Linked DNA regions of Homo sapiens: region 1 is linked to region 2. A link is a loop called in an ENCODE intact Hi-C map of the cell type or tissue named here. Cell type or tissue: dorsolateral prefrontal cortex. All regions are shown on one strand. Each heading gives the region's core, and the rest is flanking DNA. Links, peaks and the distances in the headings are about the cores only. Region 1 has its middle 52 kb from the start of C9orf50. Region 2 overlaps LOC124900275 (extensin-like).

Evidence for each region. A loop is a pair of places that touch in the nucleus more often than their neighbours do. Peaks named below come from ENCODE experiments on the same cell type or tissue, not always from the same donor. Only the 100,000 strongest peaks of a DNase experiment are listed, where the experiment ranks them.
Region 1: a loop joins it to region 2, with 2.8 times the contacts of the local background. A loop is called at or near these places in 35 of 110 quality-filtered maps.

The regions. Positions count from the first base shown.
Region 1 is chr9:129,565,077-129,573,806 of GRCh38, forward strand. No RefSeq gene overlaps it. Among named protein-coding and RNA genes, the nearest start is that of C9orf50, 52 kb to the right of the region's middle. RefSeq lists enhancers at 4,738-5,601, 5,602-6,465, 5,614-5,908, 6,466-7,327. In dorsolateral prefrontal cortex, for the core only: a CTCF peak has its summit at 4,699; DNase peaks (open chromatin) are centred at 1,707, 2,899, 3,625, 5,775 and 2 weaker places; H3K4me3 peaks cover 1,979 bases; H3K27ac peaks cover 5,545 bases.
Region 2 is chr9:129,492,956-129,501,761 of GRCh38, forward strand. LOC124900275 (extensin-like) reads left to right here. Exons shown (of 4, transcript XM_047424330.1): 2 at 523-640. It overlaps LINC00963 (long intergenic non-protein coding RNA 963), which reads left to right. Exons shown (of 5, transcript NR_038955.1): 2 at 523-640. Among named protein-coding and RNA genes, the nearest start is that of LINC00963, 8.7 kb to the left of the region's middle. RefSeq lists enhancers at 865-1,665, 1,666-2,465, 2,466-3,266, 3,267-4,065, 4,380-4,948 and 1 more and silencers at 2,979-3,028, 3,049-3,178, 3,709-3,908. In dorsolateral prefrontal cortex, for the core only: no CTCF peak of the experiment used is centred there; DNase peaks (open chromatin) are centred at 3,116, 3,616, 3,926, 7,526 and 2 weaker places; H3K4me3 peaks cover 3,938 bases; H3K27ac peaks cover 8,000 bases.

The DNA of each region.
Region 1 (8,730 bases), core at 731-8,730, 73 kb after region 2:
CCTAGGGCCAGGGAGAAGACCAGATGGTTTTGTGTTTTTTTTGCTGTTGTTATTGTTTTTGAGATGGACTTTCGCTCATCGCCCAAGCTGGAGTGCAGTGGCGCAATCTCAACTCACTGCAACCTCTGCCTCCCAGGTTCAAGGAGTCTCCTGCCTCAGCCTCCCAAGTAGCTGGGATTACAAGCATGCGCCATCATGCCTGGCTAATTTTTTGTATTTTTAGTAGAGGCAGAGTTTCACCATGTGGGCCAGGCTGGTCTTGAACTGACCACATGTGATCTGCCCACCTCAGCCTCCCAAAGTGCTGGGATTACAGGCGTGAACCACCACACCCGTCAACCAGATGGTTGGTATTTTTTGTTGTTTGTTTGTTTTTAAGACAGAGTCTCACTCTATCACCCATGCTGGAGTGCAGTGTTGTGATCTCAGCTCACTGCAACCCCTGCCTCCCGGGTTCAAGCGACTCTCCTTCCTCAGCCTCCCGAGTAGCTGAGATTACAGGTGCCCACCACCACACCCAGCATATTTTTTGTATTTTTAGTAGAGACGGGGTTTCACCATGTTGGCCAGGCTGGTCTCAAACTCCTGACCTCAAGTGATCTGTCCCCCTCAGCCTCCCAAAGTGTTGGGATGACAGGCGTGAGCCACTGCACCCGGCCAACCAGATGGTTTTGATCCTGCGATGCCATGGCTAATTCTCTCTCAGTGGCCCCTGTCAGCAGGTGCATTCTATAGTCACAGGAATCCCAGAAACCAGCCAGGTGTGCTCTTCAGACCTGGGGGAGCTGGAGACAGAGCCCTCTCCAGCGGGTACATGCCTGGGCTCCTTCGGGACCCACTGCAGTCAGGTGAGGGCTCAGTTCCCCCAGGGCCTCACTCTTGTCTTCTGCCAAAGGGGATGTTTGCGCCTACCTCACAGGCTGCGGTCAGCCACCAGCAGCTCAGAGAAGTGGCATTTTTTTTTTGAGACGGAGTCTTGCTCTGTCGCCCAGGCTGGAGTGCAGTGGCGCGATCTCAGCTCATCACAACCTCCGCCTCCTGGGTTCAAGCGATTCTCCTGCCTCAGCCTCCTGAGTAGCTAGGATTACAGGCGTGTGCCACCAGGCCCGGCTAATTTTTATATTTTCAGTAGAGATGGGGTTTCACCTTGTTGGTCAGGCTGGTCTCGAACTCCTGATCTCATGTGATCCGCCCGCCTCAGCCTCCCAAAGTGCTGAGATTACAGGCATGAACCACTGCACCCAGCCCCCAGTGGCACTTTTTGTTGAAGTGTGACACATACACAGAAATGCATCCCAGGTGTTCAGTTCTGTGAATCTTTACAAAGTGAACTCATCTGTAATAACCATGTCCCAATCAAGAATAGAATATAGTGTGGTCCCCAGAAGCCAGGGGAGGACCAATTTTTACAGGACATAAGGCAGCCCCAGTCCCAACAGGCCAGCTTGTCCCTCTGTCATTTTCTGTGTCCCCTTGCAGCGAGCAAGGGGAGTCCAGAGGGGAAGAGGCAGGAACAGTGACCCCCAGCACTGGCCTCCAGCCCTCCCGCCCTGCCTCTCCTCACCATCAGGCCAGCGGAGGGGCTACCCATCGCCTCCCCTGTCACCAAGGAGACCTTGTTCTGGATCCTGAGGACGCCTCTAGAATCCCATCTGGGGAGCCAGGAAAGCTGGGAGAGGGAGAACACAGGGCCCCTTTGAGCCGCTTGTTGGACACCGCCCAAGGACTCACGACTTATAAAGGAAGACTTGAACCCAGGGCTGTCCCCACCAAAACCCACAGCCACTACAGCATTGGAGGCTATTACAGAATAGGAAACTGAGGCTCAGAGAGGCCAAGAACAAAACCAGACCTCCAAAGCAGGACTTCTGCGTGCAACACCCATGGGCGAACAGGAACACGCAGGCTTCCAGCCGAGGGGCCGGACTTGACCCTGTCCCTCCGCGATCGAATACTTTGTGTTCCTCCGCCTTCGGGAAGGGGCGTAACCTCCTTCGCAACACCCAAGCCCACCACGGCCTGGCCCTGCCAGCCTCATCCCCCTCACCTGTCCTCCGGCATTCTCTGCCTCCAGCATACCAGCCTTTCTCTGTTGCTGCAATGCTCAGAGCTCCTTTTGAACTTGGGCCTTGGCTCATGTCGTTTCCCCGCGAAGCCTGCTCTTCCCTGCCCCTGCCACGTCCTACCTTCAAATGTCACTGACTCTGGGAGGCTTCCCCGGTGACCCACCCACCCCAGCGCACATATCCTGTCAGTCCCCTTGAACGCCCCCCAAGGTGTAAGTGCACGGCCATACAATGGTTTGCTTAATACCCATCTTGCTCCGAGAGAGCTGTGACAGGGGCTGTCTTGTCCTCAGCTGTATCTGCTGTGCCCAGCACAGTCCTGGCACACAGTAGATGCTGGATGAAGATGTGCTGAGGGCCGAGCGCAGTGACTCACGCCTGTAATCTTAGCACTTTGGGAGGCTGAGTGGGCGGATTGCCTTAGCTCAGGGGTTCGAGATCAGCCTGGGCAACATGGTAAAACCCCCATCTCTGCTAAAATACAAAAAACATTAGCCAGGCATGGTGGTGCACACCTGTAATCTCAGCTACTCAGGAGGCTGAGGCGGGAAAATCCCTTGAACCCGGGAGGTGGAGGTTGCAGTGAGCTGAGATCATGCCACTGCACTTCAGCCTGGGTGACAGAGTGACTCTTTCTCAAAAAAAAAAAAAAAAAAAAAATGTTCTGAGACTCTGAGATGCATGAGGCTGTGGCTGGCAGGCAGAGGGGAGCCCGAAGGAGCCTTGAGGGACATAGGACCAAATACCATCTTTGTAGGAGGCCTGGGGAGGGGCAGGGCCTTGCTCAAGGTCACACCACCTAGTGGAGCCTCAGGATTGGAACTCACATCCCCTGCTCTCCAGCCTGGCGCCTCCCTTCCAAATGCAGCCTAGTGCTGGGAAAGGAGAGGGTGGCAGGCTGGCTCTGGGCAAAGACACTCCCCTTCTCCTCTTTGCTTCCCTCTCCTTCCTCTGTCCCTCCCCACTCTTCCTCTCCAACCAGGAGGCTGCCGAGCCAATGGCTCAGCGAGGGCTGGGGAGCCCTGACCTCCACCCACGCTCTACGATCTGTCAGCACCACTCTGCTAAGACCTCCCAAACTTCCGCACCCCCGCAGGCTGACAGGGCTGCAGGTGCCAGCGCTGACCTCCCGCTGCTCCTGTTCCTCTCCTTCCGCAGGCACCCCTCGCCCCCCACCGCCACCTCCAGCCGGGTTCTGGGGTCCTCCTGGGCCACCTGCTTACTGTGTGTCCCTGGACACGGCGTCTCCCCTCGCTGAGTTAGTTTCCTCATTTGTAAAACGGGGATATGGCCCGTCTCCTAGAGTGACCGGGAAGATCGGTGGTATCAACGCAAACTACAGCCCGGCAGCTTCCAGGCGAACTCACTTCTCAGGACGCCTCTCCTGCTGTCCTCTCAAAGCGGGGGACGAAGCCACCACCACCCAGTTTACAGATGGGGAAACTGAGGCTCAGGGAGATCTGGAAACCTTCCCGGGCAGCTGGGCTCCGAACCCAGGGCTGCGAGCACAAGGGCTGGCTCCCGCCCCCGGCCCTGGTCCCTCCTTCCCCGGGGCATGGCCCGGCCGTGCCAGGCGCTCGGTGACAGCCCCCGCGGGGGAGGCCGGGCTGGGAAAGGAGAGGGCAGCGGGCGGGGGCGCCTGGCCGCGCGGGGTCGGCCGCGGGTCGATACGGCGGCAGGATGAATGGGAGAGGGGAGCGCGGGCGGGAGGAGGAGGGAGGAGGAGGGGGAGGAGGGAGAGGCCGGAGCAGGGGGAGGGCCCGCCCCCGCCGCCCCCCAGGCCCCCGCCCCGCCCAGCGGGCTTGGCCGGGTCTGCAGCCCTCAGCGCCAAGCGCGGCCCCGCGGCCCCACCGAGGGATCGATAACTAATTTCACCGCGGCAGCCGCCCCAGTTTTTTCCCGATAATTGCGCGCCGGCAGCTGCGAGCAAGGCCCCCAGCCCGGCGCGCAGCCCCGCCCGCGCGCGATCAATTGACACCGCCACCGGGCGGCAGGAAAACTCATTTTTCTCTCCCTCCCCGGCTCCGGGTGGGCGCGGGCTGAGCTCTGCCAAGGGCCGGGGGCTACGCGGGGCCGGGGCCGGGGCCGGGGCCGGGGCCAGGCCAGGGAGGGAGGGCAGGGCCCGAGGAGGGGGCGGGGGCGCGGGCGCGGGTGTGGGAAGGAGGCTTGCAAGGAATCCGAGGAGGCGGGGTGCCTCAGTTTCTTCACTCTACCACAGGGGCGTGGCCGAAGGCGTCAGGGACGTGGGGTGCGGGCGGGGCTGTCCCAGCCCCTCTCAGCTGTTGGCGGACTGGCTGGCTGGTGGGAGGAAGGGCTAAGTCAAGCGCCACGGCCTGAATGCGTGGGTTCGACTCTGGACTCCCACCAGGGACCACTGTGTGAGGTTGCATCCGTTCCTCTGGACTCCCACCAGGGACCACTGTGTGAGGTTGCATCCGTTCCTTCCCTTCGTCTCTTCCTCTCTGAGCCTCAGTTTCCCCATCTTCTGAAAGGGGCCTGGCATATCCTGGGCAGGCAGATGGTGCATCAGAGGCAGTGATGCCCACAAGGAAGTGCTCCCCACAGGTGGCTTGGAGGAAATCCTCCTTCCTCAGCACTCATGGAGGCCCCCTGTGGGCCAGGCACTGTTATAGGCCTTCCGGGTGAGGACCAAGCAGTGACCACAGCTGACAAAACCCCTACCGTTGTGGAAGGAACATTCTACTGAGGCCATGGACGTACAATACCCAAGTAAGCAGTGAGAAGATGCCACTTGCCATGGAGAAAAATGAAGCAAGGTCAGCAGGACAGGGTGTGGGGTGCAAAGGCAATGCAGCCCCCAGGACCCATGGTGGGCCTCACCCTAGGCCCTCCTTGCAAAGCTCAGAGCTGCTCACTCCCAAACTGCCGGTTGTTCAAGGTCATGGGAAACCTGCAGACTTGGCATTTTCCAATGAGGATGGCCAGGAGGAGAGAGACCAAGAGGAAGGAGAAGCCAGGAGGTGGGGTGGGACAGTCTCCCTCTGGAAGAGTCCATAAGAGGGCCAGAGAGAGAGAGAGGGGTGGGGACTGGAGGGCACCAGGGCAAAGGGGGTACAGTCAGAGCTCCAATGGACACAGTGTCCTGGGGGGTCAGGTCAAGAGAGACTTGGGTTTGCTGGCCTGGTCCCAGCTGGGCCAGTGAGGCCCAGGGAAGGGCAGGGGCTCGCCCAGCCACAGTACTTATGGGGGACAGAGATGGGCTCCTAAATCCTGCCACCAGGCACAGAGAAGGGCAAGAGGGGCCAGAGAGGAAAGGAGGAAAGAGACTCATGGAGCGGGGGTGCCATTCTCTGTTTAGAGGGGTCAGGAGCCCCAATTTGCTTCCCAGAGGCCAGCTAAAGCTTCCTGGGAGCACCATGGGTGGTGCTGGGACTTCTACAGGACTCAGCATGACTCAAAGGGCCCTGGGGAATGTGTTCTGTTCCCCAGTCCCCCACCCCCCAGCTACCAGAATGACAGAGGCTCCCCGATGGAGGTGGGTAAGCCGGGCAGGGGTGGCGGCCTAAGGCTGCTGGGGAAGTGGGGTGTTCCAGGACTGAGCAGACCTCCTCCCCCGCCTCGGTTTCTTCATCTTAAAAATGGAGCTGGTGTTGAGGTGCTGAGGTTCTGTCAATCTTTCTTCCCTCCAAATTCCTGGCACGCCCAACCCCACGTCTGGGTTGAGAGTAGTGACTCAGCAGAAAATGAAGGCTACTGCTAGCAACCAAATGAGGTTAGCAGGGGGACTGGCAGGACGCCGTGGGCTGGGATTCGAAACAGCACATAGCTGGGTCTCACCCGCCTGAGGCCCCATCTATCCAACCACCTAACATTTACTCATCATTCAGCAAATATTTAGTGAACACCAACTATGTGTGAGGCACTATGTGGGGGAGTGAGTGTAAGGTCCCCCCGCTTCCCCATCTCCTTCCTCTCCCCGCAACCCCCACGTCTCCACCTTCATTTTCTTTTGGGGTATGGTCAAAGGAGGCCTGGATTGGGAGTCAGGACTAGACTCAGGCCTGCTGGTGACCTAGGCAGGCCCCTTGCCCTCTCTGTGCCTTGGTGGACCAATGGTCATTAGTGGACTCTGTGTCCTTCCTAAGAGAGGAGAGCCCTGGATTAACAGCAGCTGTGGGCTGGGGGCCTCACCCCTGGGTCTCATTCAGTCCCCATGAAGTGAGATGAAGGAACAGAGACCAAGATTCACCCAGGGTCCCAAAGCCAGGAGGGAGAAGAGGGCAGAGCTCAGGTCCGTCTGACACCAGAGCCCTGCCCACTTGTCTGAGCTGGAGGGGAAGGAGTGCCCATCAGGAGAAACTTTTGGATCCTGGATAGAAGCTGGGATGTGGGGTAGGGACTAAGGTGCTCAGAGTCCCCTTGTCCTGCCCCTCAGTTAGTGGCTTTGGCCACCAGCCATCTCAGAAAGGCCTCTGTCGGTCAGAGGAGGAGCTGCCCCAGAAGGCCATGTGGGGTGACCTTGGCCTCCTCGACGTTCCCTGGGCCAGCACAGGCACAGAACGATACTCTTTTTGTAAAGAGACATGTACTCACTGGGTCAGCAGTGAGGCAGGGAAGACAGCCTCACAGCTACAAGCACAGGATTTTTAAGGCTGGTCCCCAACCCAGCTCTGCTGCCCGCTAGCCCTGGGTCCTTGGGCAAGCTGCCTCCTCCTCTGAGCCTCAGGCTTCCCATCTGTAAAATGGGCATAGTGGCAATTCGGTAGACCCACTGTGCCAGATCCTGTGCTGAGCCTTCTCTGTATCTGCACTCTGAGCCCTGTGAGCAGCACCCGCTATTCCACAACCCTCGTTCTTCTCGTCTTCACCTCGGAATCCAGCCATGGCAGTAGTTCTGTGCCACCTGACAGATCTCCATGCCGCCACTGCATCCAGAATGCAGCTCGGAATGCCCCATCTGGAGATGTGGGATCCTGCCAACCTAGGCCCCGGACCTAGGGACACAGTTTATGGTGAGGAAGGATCCCAGTGGGCACATGAGCGTGATGCCCACCGGTCTCACCCTGGAGCCTGGGCCTGATGGAATGTAGGGGCGGCCAGCTTGTGCAGCACCCCAAGCACAGAGCCAACAACCAGTCACAGGTGCCATGTCCCCAGAAGCTGGAACACATGGTCCAGGGACAAGTTGTAGAAATAGGATTGCCCGCCCCCCGACCCCATTCCACCGGGGACCTCCTTGTGGATTTGTGCTTCTTGTCCCTGCAACTTTAGGTGTGTCAGATGAGAGGCCCCAGCTATCTGGGACAGGGGAGAGGGGAGAGAGGGCAGGGGAGAAGGGAAGTAGGGGAGGGCTCCACTGGGCACAGGGTGGATCCCACCGAACTCAAACCTGTGACTGCATCTGTCACACTGGGGCCTTTGTGCCAGGGACCAGGACCAACATGCAAAGAAAGGGGTTCCCACTCAGGTGGGTTCTGAGCTCTTCTCGGTAACCCTCTAGCATGAGCTGTCTGCAGGCACTGCAGATACCAGCACCTCGAAGGGGACTCTGACGGTGGACCCAGCGGGGGGCAGGGGCGGGGCTGAGTGCTACAAGGGGCGGACTGTGTTGAGCAGCTCACCTGAACGCTTCAGACCTCTTGGCTTCACCTCCTAATCCAGGCCCAGCTGCAGTAAACAGACCTCACAGGCCTTGACAAGCTCCATACAGCTGTGAGCTGACAATGGCCCGCCCTAGGCCCCTGTGCTTGCCTCTTGCTTCCAGCCCGGGGCTTTGCTGATGCCACAGTGTGGGATCCCCCCACCTCCGCCCCTCCACAGTAACCCACTCGGCAGTTACACATGCTCAACTGCAAGTGCAAAGGTGTGAACACCCTACAGGCCAACGCTTCCTCAAAGGCAGCAGAGCCCTGGAACCAATGCTCCCTCCTTTCTTCCCCTGGGCGGATGGTTCTGAGATGCATTTTGCAAGGCAGCTCCGATGATCCTGGGGGATCTGGCACCCCAGCTTCCATAATGGTGAACTCAGCAATGCACGTTTGCATTGGCTTTCTTTTTTTTTTTTTGAGACAGAGTCTCGCTCTGTCACCCAGGCTGGAGTGTAGTGGTGCGATCTCAGCTCACTGAAACTTCCACCTCCCAGGTTCAAGCAATTCTCCCACTTCAGCCTCCTGAGTAGCTGGGACTATGGGCGGGCACGTGCCATCATGCATGCTCAGCCTTTCTTTTTTTCTTTTCTTTTTTTTTTTTTTTTTTTTTGAGACAGAGTCTCGCTCTGTCACCCTGGCTGGAGTGCAGTGGCACAACCTTGGCTCACTGCAACCTCCGCCTCCTTGGTTCAAGTGATTCTCCAGCCTCAGCCTCCCAAGTAGCTGGGATTACAGGCACCTGCCACCACACCTGGCTAATTTTTGTATTTTTAGTAGAGACGGGGTTTTGCCGTGTTCGCCAGGCTGGTAATTCTTGTATCTTTAGTAGAGACAGGGTTTTGCCATGTTGGCCAGGCTGGTCTCTAACTCCTGATGCCAAGTGATCCACCCACCTCGGCCTTCCAAAGTGCTGGGATGACAAGCGTGAGCCACCGCGCCTGGCCTTTGCATTGGTTTTCTTGCCGCTCCTGTTTTGCTCTTCCCACTCCCCATCCCTCACTCTTGCCCCTAGGAGTACTCGTCCCAAACAAACTACAAGTACAACAGCCTTTGAG
Region 2 (8,806 bases), core at 1-8,000:
TCTCTGCTAAAAAATACAAAATTAGCCAGGCGTGTTGGTGCATGCCTGTAATCCCAGCTACTCAGGAGGCTGAGGCAGGAGAATCGCTTGAACCCGGGAGGCAGAGGTTGCGGTGAGCCGAGATCACACTATTGCACTCCAGCCTTGGCAAAAAGAGCGAAACTCCATCCCAAAAAAAAAAAAAAAACAAAGCTGCAGCTCAGAGAAGTGGAGACACTGGCCCAGGGACCCACAGCAAGGCCTTGGCCCAGCTGGGGCTAGATGGCAAGAGGTGGTTCAGCATTGGAGCTCCATTGCCTGGGTTCAAATCGGGGTCTGTCACTGGCCAGCTGTGAGCCTAAGTCTCTGAACTTCTCTGTGCCTTAGTGTCCTCATTCTGTAGAGTGGAGATAGTAATCATTCCTATTTCAAAGATTGTTGTGAGAAATAAGTGAACTAATACATGTCATATGCTTAAAAGCAGGGCCCAGGACACAGTGAGCATACAATAGACATTAGCTGCTGTGGTGTCTTGATTTCAAGCCCAGTGCAGATGCATCTGACTTACGAAACTTCAGTGACACCTGCTCTGTGCCAGACACTGAAGATGGAGCAGTGAACAGCACTGACCCAGCCTGTCCTCCTGTTGCCTGCAGGCCAGGTAGGAAACACACTGGAAACTGATAACTCCATGTGCTCATCGCCATGTGGTTTCTGCTGGTCTGGGGAGCCGGGGACAAAGAGCAGAAAACATGGTTCCAGGTAGAGGGGGGTAGCACGCATGAAGACCGTGAGGCAGAAAGCACACAAAACTGAATTGGAGAGAAGGCCCAAATGGCTAGAGCTCAGAACCCGAGGAGAGGAGAGGGGAGGAAAGGAGAGACCTCCAGAGCCTGGGGATGATATGTAGAGAGCCCGGGAACCAGCGCTGGTTAGAGAGGGAAGGAAGCCTGCAGCCTTGCATTTTAGAAAGATCTGGCTGGCTGAGCTGAGGAGGGCAGATAGGAGGTTAGGGTGGCGGAGGGGGGTTGGGGGGCAGGCAGAGAGTAGGGGCTAGGAGCCCAGGGAGCAGGCGGGAGATGGAGCAGCCGGATAAGGGGGATAAGGGTGGGGGGCAGTGGGGACAGGGTAAAGGGAGCTGACTCATTGAGGTGGGAAGCTCCCCAGGGTCGGCATTTGGTTGGGGCATGGGGAATCTGGCTGGGGCGGGGGTACATGGCTGGAGGTGATGGTTAGGAGCAAGCTCAAGGATGGAGGGAGACCCCGTGTCCAGCTCTGGCCACCCCAGCTGCCGCAGCACCCTGGGGCCATCAGCCCACAGACTTGAGCCCTGTGCTTTAGAGGGCAGCGCTCCTGGACCAGGGAGACATTTCCAGCTGGAGCCATGGGCCCCTTGACCATGATCTGGCACCTGGGGCCCTGGAGTTCCCTGTTCAATGGCCCCAGCCTGCGTCCTGTGTGCATCCTCCTGAGGGTTGTCTGAGCCACCTGTTTGGGCACCCCTAAACCCCAGGAGTGACCAGGAGGTGGCTGTTGGCAGGGGGTGTGGACAGAACATGTGCTTACAGCCTGGAGTGCCTACACCTGAGCATGCACAGCCCCTCAGGGAAAAGGACAGAACCTGGGGCAAAAAGAAAAGAAGAGGCGAGTGTGAAGCCGGAGGCCAGAGGCTGAGAGGCGGGCTCCCCAACCCGCTACAGCTCCTCCTGTGGTCTCCAAGGAGCCTGAGAATTCTAAACACAAACCCAGCCTTCCAGGTGTGTTTGTCCTTATGAAGGTGTATTTGTCAAGGAAGGAGGACAGAACTTTTTTTTTTTTTTTGAGACGGAGTTTCGCTTTTGTTGCCCAGGCTGGAGTGCAGTGGTGTGATCTCGGCTCACTGCAACCTCCACCTCCCTGGTTCAAGCAATTCTCCTGCCTCAGCCTCCCGAGTAGCTGGGATTACAGGCATGCGCCACCATGCCTGGCTAATTTTATATTTTTAGTAGAGACGTGGTTTCTCCATGTTGGTCAGGTTAGTCTCCAACTCCCGACCTCAGGTGATCTGCCCGCCTCAGCCTCCCAAAGTGCTGGGATTACAGGCGTGAGCCACCGCACCCGGCAACAGAACATATTTTATTTAGCAGTTTGTTAGCTTGATTTATAACTTGTAAATACCTAGACATGAGGTATGTGGGCCTCGGCTTGCACTCCTGCCCCAGGCTGACCCCTGGTGCTGCCCAGAGAGAAGCCGCCTCCCTGGGCTGACCCCTAACCAGCAGGCTGACCCCCAGGGGATCCTGCAGGCTTCTTCAGAGCTTCCTACTCCATGCACCCTCGCTGGGCTCAGTCCAGCCCCCTGCCTTTGTCTGAGGGTCCTCCTGCCTCCCTGTTTGAGGATTCAACTCCAGCCCCTCCCTGCCCTCACCCTTCTTCCTGTCCCTTGTCCATGGAGATCCTGGGCTCTGGTTTTATTTGGCCACAGTGGCATCTGTCACGAGCTGACCAGCTGGGTATGAGTCCTGTCCCTCCTTCCGGAGAGACGGAGAGCTCCTAGAAGCAGCGCCTCCCAGCAGAAGCAGAATCTTGCCCTGGGGAGGAGTACAGCTCAGAACCCGCAGACTCGGGGTCAAATCCCAGCTCTGTGACTTTCTTGATGCGTGACCTTGGGAGGCAGCTTTGCTGCCCTGAGCCCTGTTTCCTCCCCGGAAAACCCATAATAATAACTGTACCTCTTCCAGTGAGGAGACAAGGTGGAATAGAACGCAGAGCCCACGTGTGCCTGGCACTTGGCAAGTACACCGGGAAGAAGGAATTGGGAAGGGCAGGAGTTACATCATTCACCTGTTTACAGCTGAGCAAACTAGCGGAGGCTCGGCGAGGTGAAGCCAGTCCCCCAAGGTCACACAGCCGGCCGGCCGGCCGCAGGACAGGGGCCGAAGACGTAGTTGTCTGACCTGTGCTCTAACCACTGTGCTCTCTGGCCTCAAGCCGGCTCCCACACTACCCTTCCCTGTTCTCCGTGGCCCTCCAGCGCCTGAAAGCCGCTTGGGGGCCGCGGAGGCAGGTGGCATGGCCAGGGCAGAGTCCGCGGGGCGGAAAGGGTTAACGGGCTCCGCCGCATTGGGCTGTCCTTCAAGGGGGGAGCCAGCCAATGAGCGCGCGCCGCGATGAGGTAATGCCGGGACCACGCGGAGTGGGCGGGGCTGACGGGGACCCCGCAGAGCTCAGCGCTTCTTCTCTCCCCACCTACCCCTCACCTTTGACCTTGATGTACACCCTCCCCTCCCCCAACCTTACCCCTGCAGAGGCGCCCGAACTGAAAGTCGGCTGCAGGGCCGCGGGCCTCCCTTAGTCTGGGACAGGAACTGAGAGACGTCCCGGCCTCAGTCACACCCTCTGGGCCTCAGTTTCCCTTTCTGCAAGAAGCAGAGTGGGTGATCGCTAAAGACCCTACCAGCTGTGGACGTCCTTGGATCCCAGGACAGTTTTCAGCCCTTCCCTGCCCTTGGCCCGAACTTTAACGGTCCCAGCCCCGGCTTCCCCTCAGGCGGTGCCCAGTGCCAGGACCTAGGAGTCCCTCGGGCCACGGGGAGAGAGCCTCACCGGCCCAGCCACGCCCTCCATGTGACCCCGACCCATCCCTTGGGTGTCGCACCTGGCGCGCCCACCGAGGCCACTAAGCTCTGCTAGCTGCACCAGCAGCAGGACCTGCCGGCGTGGCGGTCAGAAGTCAACATTCATCCCACCGCCAGTAAAAATCGAGGGCCTACCGCCTGCCGCTCAGGGCCTCGTCCTGAGCCGTGTCCCGGGGCCGCCCGCGCCCGCCACCCCTCCCCCCGGGCCTGCAGGGAGCCGGTCCGCCCCTTTCGCGCAGTCCGGGCACGAAGTGGTTAACGCCTTTCCAGCCGAGCTGGCACCGCGCGGCCGGGCTTATTAGTCAGCTCGCGGGGAGGCGGCGAGGGGAGGGGAGGGGCTCTAGTGGAGAACCGCAGAAAGCTATTCTCAGGGGCTCCCGAGTGTGGGGAGGGCGGCTCAGCAGGAGCTGCTGCTTCCCAGAAAGTTGATTATTTTTAACCCAGGAAGAAGAAAGGAAGGAGGCGAGGGAGAAGGACTCAGAGAAAAGAGGAGAGGAAAAGAGAGGAGAGGAGAGGAAAGAAGTGAGGGCGGGGGAGGTCCGGGAAGGGGAATGGGGAGAGGGGAGGGAACGGGAAAGAGAGCAGGAGAGGAGGGGAGAAGGAGGGGAGGCAGCAGGGTGATGGAGGGAGAGGGAAAGGCAGAGCCCAGTTGGAGCTGGAGAAGCCAGCTGGCAGGGCCTGGGGAGGAGGAATGGATGCGGAGCGGGCACTGCCACCTCTCCCGTACCCCTGGGGCTCTGTGGAGCTCCATCCTGGCCTCCTGGTGCCCCAGCTGAGAGCAGCCCCCCAGCATCATCAACCTAGGCCCGGGCGGGGGCGGGGAGGGGGGCGGTGGGGCGGGGCGCTGGGCTTGGAGGAGTGGAAGGCACAAGGCAGCCGCAGCCCTGTTCTGGGGGCTCTCCAGCCAATATGTCCTTGCCCTTTGGTGGCCACTGGGACACAGGGCTTGGGAGCCCTAGGGGAGGGGCAAGGAGGCCTCCCCTGATACTCCAGGGTCTCTCCAGGGAGGGCTTCCTGGAGGAGAGGGTGGGAGGGACTGGGGCTCCCTTTTTCCTGCCTCTTGGTGGAGCCAGGCTGAAAACCAAACCCAGAGAGGGCCCCAGGAGGGTGCTGGGGACACAGTGACAAACAAGACAGCCACAGCCAGGCCCACACAGGGCAGTCCTACAGCAGAGACGGTAGCTGCACAAATCATGATGAATAAGGCATTAAAGAATGACAAGGGGGTAGCGGGCAGGGAGCACTGGTCCCCTGGGCCTGGCCTCCGCAGAGGTCGCAGAAGACCTCCCTGAAGAGGGTGCCTGAGGACCAGGGTGGCTGACGAGGGGAGGAGAGACTGGTGGAGGCAAGAGGGACAGGGGTGGTCTGGATGGGGACCCCCAGCCACAGACCTAAGAGCTTGAGAGGGGATCACTATGGCCAGTGGCAGGGAGGGGGTCATTTGGCCTGAGACCAGCCCTTGTCTTGTGGTGGCTGGAAGCTTAGGAAAGGTTTTATAGAGAAAAGAGACTAGATTGCCAAAGCTTACTCAGAATGGTAGGGACAAGAGTGGACACAGAAGCCGGTTGGGAGTGTGGCACTGAGATCCAGGGGAGATGGTGGCAGCTGGCTGAGACAGTGTGGGAGGTACAGGGGACAGGGCATGGTGTGAGGGTGAAGGAGGCGAAGGAGGGGCTGGGGAGGCTCCTTGGGCCCTGGCATGTGCAGTGGGTGGACACTGGTGCTGTCCCCGAGGCAGAGGACAGCATGGGGGAGCAGGTTCATGGGAGGCCAGGCATTTGTTTTGAGACATGGTGGGGGCAGCCAGGAACGGTGTGCCAGGGGGAGGAACAGCTTGAGCAAAGGTGCAGAGAGGAGACAGGCAAAGAGAACCACATGTGACATGGTGGGACATGCCGGAATCTTCCAGAGAGGTGGGCCACATGTGACATGGTGGGACATGCCGGAATCTTCCAGAGAGGTGGGCCTCTGATGCAAGCAGACGGGTCTGCCCTGGATCTGCAGGCAGTGGACAGCTATGGGCATGTGGGAGCGGGAGAGGGGAAGGGAGCTTCCAGCTCTAGACACAGTGAGGGTGCCCAGCAGCCAGGGACCCAGGCTGGTGGTGGGGGAGTGTCACTGGGGCAGGTGTCAGGGCCTTAGCTCTGGGACAGCATGTGTGTGTGTTAGAATGAGTGTAAAAGTATGAGAGGGAGTGCGAGAGTGTGTGTGTATGAGTGTGTATATGAATGTGAGTGTGTGAGTATTCGTGTGTGTGTATATGAGTGTGTGAGTGTATATGTGTGAGTGTGAGTGTATATGTGTGTGAGTGTGAATGTGTGTGAGAGTGTATATGTGAGTGTGCGTGTGTGAGTGAGTGTATAAGTGAGTGTGAGTGTGTGTGAGACTGTCCCTTGCACTAAGTGCCCTGCCCTCCACTTGAGGCACAACCCATGGGACACCTCCAACCTCTCCAGGACCAGGGAATGGCCCAGCCAGGCCAGACTAGGAAATGATGGATGGAGGAGGGCCTGGGCTGCTCCTCTGAAAATCCACCCCCAGCCCTGGTCACTCTGGAACCCTGGAGCAGCATCTGAGCCCCTCCTCAAGGAGCCCAGTGGCTGGAGGGCAGCGTCCAGGGCCACCTGCCTACCTCTTACTCAGGACCTGGTCTGTCCTCTCCCAGGATGGAGCTTGGGGTTCCTGAGCTTGGAGCTGCCTGTAATACCAGGCCCAGTGGCTCAGCCAAGGTCAGGTTCCAGACAGTGGCTGGGGTAGTGGCAGGAGAATGAAGGTCTAGACAATCACAGAGACTCTGGGAGGCCCAGAGAAAGTGGAAGCCAGAGAGGAACCCAAAGTCCCAGAAACTGCAAAGAATGCCAGGGAGAGGAGGAGAGAGAAAAAGGCCACGTAGCAGCCCTGAGCCCGAGAACATGTGCCACATTTTCTCTGTCTGTGGGTCTGTTGAGTTTGGCCCAAATGGCTCTGAGCTGACTCTGCAGCCACAAAAACTTAGGGCCTTGAAGGTCCCATCCAACGCATGAAGGACTCTCCCTGGGATGGAAGCAAAGAGGGAAAAAGGATTACAGGCACATGCCTATAATCCCAGCTACTTGGGAGGCTGAGGCAGGAGAATCACTTTAACCTGGAAGGCAGCGGTTGCGGTGAGCTGAGATCACGCCATTGCACTCAATCCACCACACCCGGCCAATTTTGTATTTTTGGTAGAGACTTGGTTTCTCCATGTTGGTCAGGCTGGTCTCGAACTCCCGACCTTAGGTGATTCGCCTGCCTCAGCCTCCCAAAGTGCTGGGATTACAGGCATGAGCCACCGCACCCAGCCGATTTTTTGTATTTTTATTAGAGACAGGGTTTCGCTGTGTTGTCCAGGCTGGTCTCAAACTCCTGGCATCAGGTGATCCACCCGTCTCAGCCTTCCAAAGTACTGGGATTGCAGGCATGAGCCACCGCGCCTGGCCCAGGCAGTGTTCTTTTCCCTATTTTGCAGATGAGAAGACCAAGGCTGAGAGAAATTTGTAGTCGGCCCAGAGCTATATATACAGCAGGAAGCTGCGGGAATTGCGATTCAAACTTTCAGGCCTGCTGTCTCCCTGGGAATTCTGTTCTCACTGCCTCCATATAAAGAAATACACGTGCAGGAGGCAGCCCAGAGCACCCTCCTCTCCCTCCCAAAAACCCACACAGTGATCCTGGCCAGGCCCCCTGGGCCCAGGAGGAGCCGTGTCCCCATTAGGCATCTCTGAGCTGTGCTTTCACATTGGGGTCCCCCCCACCAGGGCTGGTGGAACACAAAGGGGGGTGGCCAAGGCAGAGAAAGAGCCCGACAGGCCAGGAGCCGGCTTTTCTCCCTGCTTTCTTCCTCCCTTGCTTCTTTGTTAAGCTCCCTTTCAGCTGAACCGGCAGAGCCTGGGTGTTCCGAGCTGACAATAATTGCTGCGTCTAGACAGTGTCTGGTATGAGGCCTCCCTCTCCGCGCCTCACCGGCCTCCCCGAGGCTCCTATTCCCAGCCCCGCTGGCCCCTGCTCTGCGCCCTCTGTTTCCCACACCCCTGCCCCTATCTGGCTGCCCAGGGTGCCCTGTCCTGCCTCCCTGCTGCTCTAGGCCTCCCTCGAGTTTTCAATCCTTGCATCTCTTCCTCCCTCCCCAGCCGCACCCCAGGCGCTGGCCCCATTCCCTCCCACGGCCTGAAATTCAGGGAACAAAGGTGGTTTTGCATCTGGCTGTGGCTGGGAGACCTTCGAAGGAGACTGAGCCAGGCAAACCCTCCCCTCCTGGCTCTTGGCCCCCTAGGAGCCAGAGACTCACATTGCTGGCTTCTGAGCTGAGCTGGGAAGTTCTGGGATTGATGCTTGAGACACCCTTAAGGCTCCTTCCCTCGTCTTCCTATCCGGCCTGGATGGGAACCCAGAGAAATCAACGCAGGAAAGACTTAGGATAGATACAAGGAAGAACTTCCTGGTGACTCTGACCGGCAGACATGGATGGGATGGTTTCAAGAGCTTCAGGGGACAGGAATTCAGTCTTCACAAGGTCTAAGAGTTCCTCCTGCCAGGCTCAGATCTGCAGCTCTGGAAGATTCCCCAGAAGCCAGAGTCTCCTCACTGGTATCAGATGCTCAGGGTGACCCCGAGATAATAACAACCACAGCCAGCATTTGCCCAGCCCTTGCACCAAGTGCTGTGCAAACTCTGCATGCATATCAATTGTTATAATCCTCTCCAGGGCCCTGAGAAACAGAGAAAATGAGCTTATGATTAGTTCCATTTTACAGATGAGGAAACTGAGGCACAGAGGGGTTAAGTAACTTGCCCAAAGTCACCCAGCCAGGAGAGGAGAAGCCAAGATTTGAAGCCACAGAGGTTGGCTCCAGAGCCCCAATAACGACCAATGATAGGAACACGAAATGCTTAAAATCATCTACCCGGGACTGGGATGAGCCCTTGGCGTCTGGTGTTTCCTTGCATCTCACAGGCTGTTAAGATCCAGGGTTATGCCCACTATCTAGATGAAAAGAGAAGAGCTTGGGGCTGCAGGCTGTGACCAGATGGTGACCTAACTCCATGTCAGAAAGGCCGAGCCATCCAGGCTACTGGGCTGCAAGTAAAAGGCTCACTGTGGAGCGGGAGCTCAATACATGTGCGGGACCATTTCCCACTCCTTCCTTCTGGGCTTTCTTGGGCACCTCCTGCCCTGATCAAGCTGGGGGAGA